2 separate regions of the Homo sapiens genome follow, and region 2 is linked to region 1. A link is an interaction called in ENCODE POLR2A ChIA-PET data of the cell type or tissue named here. Cell type or tissue: PC-9. All regions are shown on one strand. Links, peaks and the distances in the headings refer to the core of each region. The heading gives the core; the rest is flanking DNA. Region 1 has its middle 8.6 kb from the start of SLC25A3. Region 2 has its middle 85 kb from the start of TRD-GTC1-1.

Evidence for each region. Peaks named below come from ENCODE experiments on the same cell type or tissue, not always from the same donor. Only the 100,000 strongest peaks of a DNase experiment are listed, where the experiment ranks them.
Region 2: POLR2A ChIA-PET joins it to region 1 with 22 read pairs; 10 of 35 experiments call an interaction of 5 or more read pairs at or near these places.

What each region holds. Positions count from the first base shown.
Region 1 is chr12:98,583,716-98,586,527 of GRCh38, forward strand. No RefSeq gene overlaps it. Among named protein-coding and RNA genes, the nearest start is that of SLC25A3, 8.6 kb to the right of the region's middle. In PC-9, for the core only: no CTCF peak of the experiment used is centred there; no DNase peak of the experiment used is centred there.
Region 2 is chr12:98,417,176-98,419,987 of GRCh38, forward strand. It overlaps the pseudogene RNU4-41P. Among named protein-coding and RNA genes, the nearest start is that of TRD-GTC1-1, 85 kb to the right of the region's middle. In PC-9, for the core only: no CTCF peak of the experiment used is centred there; a DNase peak (open chromatin) is centred at 1,636; H3K4me3 peaks cover 701 bases; H3K27ac peaks cover 1,441 bases.

The sequences.
Region 1 (2,812 bases), core at 270-2,769:
CCTCGTGATCTGCCCACCTCAGCCTCCTAACATGCTGGGATTACAGGTATGAGTCACTGCGCCTGGCCATCACCAAATTTTTCAAGATATGTGGCATTACCTTGCCTCGTTTCTGATTTACTTTTTTCAATGATATTTCTTTTCTTTTTCTTTTCTTTTTTTTAGACTGAGTTTCGCTCTTGTTGCCCAGGCTGGAGTACAGTGGCATGGTCTTGGCTCACTGTAACCTCCGCTTCCCAGGCTCAAGCAATTCTCCTGCCTCAGCATTGTGAGTAGCTTGGATTACAGGCACCTGCCACCATACCCGGCTAATTTTTGTATTTTTAGTAGAGACAGCGTTTCACCATGTTGACCAGGCTGCTCTTGAACTCCTGACCTCAGATGATCCACCCACCTTGGCCTCCCAAAGTGCTGGGGTTACAGGCATGAGCCACTGCATCCGGCCAGATATTTCTTTTTCTTTCTTTCTTTTTTTTTTTTTTGAGATGGAGTCTCACTGTTGCACGGGCAGGAGTACAGTAGTAAGATCTCAGCTCACTGCAACCTCCACCTCCCGGACTCAAGTGATTCTTCTTCCTCAGCCTCCCAAGTAGCTGGGACCACAAACGCGCACCACCATGCCTGATTAATTTTTTTTCATATTTTTTTTGGTAGAGACGGGGTTTCACCATGTTGGCCAGGCTGGTCTCAAGCTCCTGACCTCAAGTGATCCACCAGTCTTGGCCTTACAAAGTGCTGGGATTATAGGCATGAGCCACCGCACCCGGCCGATTTCTTTTTTCTTTTTTTTAAACTGAGCACTTTTTATATTTATGGCAAACTGGGTAATTTAAACTGCTGTCTCGTTTTACAGGAGAGACACCCCTCTCAAACTCGTTCCACATGCTATGTCACTCATGCTGATCTTGGAATTCCTTAGATCATTGGTCTCAAAACATGGTTGATTATAAGATCTGTGATCTTTTGCCTGGGGATCTTTTTTTTTTTATTTTTATTTTTCTGAAATGGAGTATGGAGTCTTGCTCTTGTGGCCAAGGCTGGAGTGCAATGATGTGATCTCAGCTCACTACAACCTCCGCCTCCCAGGTTCAAGTGATTCTTCGCCTCAGCCTCCCAAGTAGCTGGGATTACAGGCACACACCACCGTGCCTAGCTAATTTTTGTATTTTTAGTAAAGACAGGATTTCACCATGTTGGCCAGGCTGGTCTTGAACTCTTGACCTCAGGTGATCCACCTGCCTCAGCCTCCCAAAGAGCTGGAATTACAGGCATGAGCCACCACGTCCAGCTTTGCCTGGGGATCTTTTAAAAATGGCAGATTCCAGGACACTTCATCAGCCTTAGTAAAACAGAATCTTTTGAAGCCTAAAACCATCTGTGTCTTGGCAGGCGCTTTAATGAGAAATCAGATTTGGGAACCTTCACTTGTGATGGCCATGCCTCACTCAAAAGCTCTCTTAACCTTATGGATTATAATCACTGAGTGACTAAAGTTGCCACATATGCATATACCTTCTGTAGGGACTATTTTAGGGTCTGCCATATCTAGAGATGCTTCCCCACTAGCGGACAAACACTATTCTATGACTGCAATGGCAGAAAGAAGATTTCAAGATATTAAGAAGGAAGAAACTGGGCAAAAGAATTCACATGCCTATTATTTCCTATAAAATACAATGTCCGCTGGGTGCTGTGGCTCATGCCTGTAATCCAGCACTTTAGGAAGCTGAGCTGGGTGGATCACCTGAGGTCAGGAGTTCAAGACCAACCTGGCCAACATGGCAAAACCCCATCTCTACTAAAAATACAAAAAATTAGCCAGCCATGGTGGTGGGTGCCTGTAATCCCAGCTACTCAGGAGGTTGAGGCAGGAAAATCGCTTGAACTCGGGAGGCAGAGGTTGCAGTGAGCCGAGATCATGCCACTGCACTCCAGCCTGGACAAAAGGAGTGAAACTCCATCTCAAAACAAAACAAAATAAAATAAATAAAAAATACAATGTCCCTGAATATGCAAGAATAACTTCATTGCTTTCAACCCCTTGCACAAACATGGATGAATTCAAGAGTCTGAACCTCAGCCCCAGAGCTGGGTCTGCTCTCAAGGCTGAACTTAGGATACCCTTCAAAAAAAGGATAGGGGCATTTTGTCTTTCTAACACTGTCCAGAATGGAAATTATGGCCCCATTAAAAAGAAAAAAAAAAAAAAAAAAAGGCTGGGCTCAGTGGCTGACGCCTGTAATCCCAGCATTTTGGGAGGCCAAGGCAGGCAGATCACCTGAGGTAAGGAGTTCAAGACCAGCCTGGCCAACATGGCTAAACCCTGTCTCTACTAAAAATACAAAATTAGCCGGGCATGTTGGCACATGCCTATGATCCCAGCTACTCGGGAGGCTGAGGCAGGAGAATCGCTTGAACCTGGGGGCGGAGGTTGCAGTGAGCCAAGATCGTGCCACTTCACTCCAGCCTCAGCGAAAGAGCAAAATTCCATCTCAAAAAACAAACAAACAAACAAACAAAAAACAGGCCGAACACGGTCTCTCATGACTGTAATCCCAGCACTTTTGGAGGCCGAGGAGGGTGGATCACTTGAGCTCAGGAGTTCGAGAGCAGCCTAGCCAACATGGTGAAACCCCATCTCTACTAGAAATACAAAAAATTAGCTGGGTGTGGTAGCCCACGCTTGTAATCCCAGCTACTTGGGAGGCTGAGGCAGGAGAATCCCTTGAACCTAGGAGGTAGAGGTTGCAGTGAGCTGAGATTACCCCATTGCACTCCAGCCTGGGTGACAGAGCGAGACTCAGTCTCAAAA
Region 2 (2,812 bases), core at 255-2,754, 170 kb before region 1:
GGCAACAGCATGACCCAACTGGTAGCAAATAAGCCAGCAATTAGCTATCAGCTGTAGGGTGACCAACCATCCCAGATTGTCGGGGACTGAGAGGCTTCCCAGGATACAGGACTTTTCACTCTAAAATGGGGAAAGTCCCAGGCCAACAGGACTGAAGTCAGTCACCAAGCTGCCAGGGCTTTCTTTTTCTCTCTCAGCCTTCACCTTTTTAATAACATGTCCTATGAATTACCCAATTTATACTTTTCTTTATTGACTCATTTGTCTGCATATGAGGATGTGCTTTAGAGGCAGACAAGTCCCATCTCTATCACTTACTAGCCATGTGACCTTGAGCAAGTTGCTCAATGTCTCTGAGTCTTGGTTTCCTCCTCCCTAAAATGAGGCTGGTGCATACTCTATGCAAAGCCTTACTTGAGATAATGGCATCCTCAGCAATGCCTTGGACGTCGTAGATGCTCCATTAATGTTACTCCTGTCCTCCCCAAATCCCATCTCTACCCCATTCCTTATCAGCTTTGCACCATTTCGTGCAAAGGCCTTGAATCTACAGTGACATCTCTGAACCTTATTTTTATAGCTCTTAGCACAGCTCCAGGTGCCTAAAAACACTTTAAAAATTAATTTAAAGGATGTTATCTCTGCTCCTTTTTCTGTTCTTCAGTTCCTCCCCTTATTTCCTTATTGCCTTCGTTTTTTGTTGTTGTTTTTTTTTCAGTTCAGTTTCAATACAGACTGCAAAAATTGCCCATGCCGACTATATTTTAAATCATCATGGCAGGGTATTGGGAAACATTTTCAACTAGCCATAATCGGGCCTCGGATAAACCTCATGGGCTACCATACTGCCACTGTGCAAAGCTACCATTATTTCTTATACTTTTCTATCCCCTTTTCCTGCAGGAAATTCAGACCTGTAAGTAACAACGATTGTAATAAACTACATTTCTAGACCCCTTTGTAGCTTATAAAATGCTTTTGACAAAAGAAAAAAAAGAACCTGAGAGGCAAGTACTATTACTCTCCTGTTTACAGATTAGCAAACTGAGGCTTAGAGAAGCCATGTGCCTGATTCAAAATCAGAAGACTAGTAATGAATGAGAACCAATGCTTTGAGTCTCTGCTCTGCTCTAAAACAGCTTTCCTCAGATACTCAAACCCAGATGTCAATACATCCCCATGCTTCACACACCAAGGGTCATGGATCAGGCCTCTTGACCAGATGTTGCTATTGAGACAAGCAGCTGTCATTTGTAATATCCTGTGCTGTCCCCCAGGGTCCATGGCTCAGTTTCACTTTAAATCCAGCCACAGCTCTTGCCAGACCAATGAGAAACTCCCATTTGAGGTGGAACCACTGAAATCTGATTCAGAGCTCTCTGCTAGTTCTTCCTCTGACTGTCAATTCAGCTTAAGCCCTGGCAGCTGGACTTAGTCGGGGCTGGATAACTCTAACTTCCCTTGACTTGCCATCTCCTTCCCCATTGCCCAAAGAAGGAATGCCAAATGGACTCACACTTGTCGCCCTTTGGAATCCCTTACGTGTCATTGCCTAAGCAGAAATTACAAATAAGGCTTTGGTATTTAATTCAGACCAGTACCAAAATATTTCCCTGTCTAGAGTTCTTCCATGAAGAAAGCATTTATAGTATGCAGATGGTGGGGGCGTGGGCCTGCAGGCGGCCCAGGAATGCAAGTCAACAGCCTTGAGTCTTACTAGAAGAGGGGTGTGGACACCGGGCGCCTTTCCAGGGTAACCCAAGTAGGTGGAGTTTGTGGTAAGGCAGAAAAAGGCTAGGACTTGGGGCCAGCAGAGCCAGGTTTAAATGCTAGTTCCCATGTTGACAGGGTGAGTTGCACATGGTGAGTTGCTGCATGCTAAGCATTCAGTCTCTCCTAAGCTCTTCTTCGTAAAAAAAAGCAATGCCTGTCCTGCCCTTCTCTTTAGGGTGGTCTCGAGGTAATGGACATAAAAGCACTTTAGAAACTGGAAATCGCCAGACAAGTATAGGCTGTTAATATTACAGTGCAATGTCTAAAGTCTGTGATAAATTTTTCAGGCAGATTCACTATGCATTCCAATTCTCTTTGGTCTTTGTTTTTCTTCCAGTTCCCTTAATCTGTCTCCCTGCACAAGCTCAAAGTTGCCGAAGAATAGGTCTGCGTTTGTTTCATATTTCACACACTTCTTCAAGCAGTATTCCAACTCAAAAAGATAGTCTGAGGAAGCTTAAGTGATTGAAAGGAGAAGGAAAACACTTGGCTCAAAATATGATTTTTGGTTTTTGTTTCTCTAGTCTAGAGGAAAATTTTAGATTTTGATTTGGAGGAGAAAAAACAGAAAAGTTAGAGAAATTGAAGCCAGGCGTGGTGGCTGATGCATGTAATCCCAGCACTTTGGAGGTGTAAGGAACATGGCTGTGCTGCAGCCAAGCAGGCATAGGGCAGCAGGCATAGACCGAGGAAAACAGCCTAGAAGACTCAGCAGGATTGGGGCGCACGCACACACTCCCATGTCTCATATAATCATAGCCATGTAGACACAACATAGAGAAGCTCCCCACCTGGCTCTCAGCCACTATTGTCTGTGTAGGTATAAATGTAACACTGACCCTGTGAGGGGCTGCTGAATAAAGCCATGTCTCAACTACCTGCTGTCTCTCGAGTGTTCTTCCAGCTCCCTGCCCCACATCCACTCACTCCCCTCAGCCCTCAGCTGGGGCTGGAACCTGACCCTGAGCACGACAACTGGCGAAGTCGGCAGGATGAGGTGAGTGAGTCTTCAGCCTTTGAGAATCCCGGGTCTGCTATG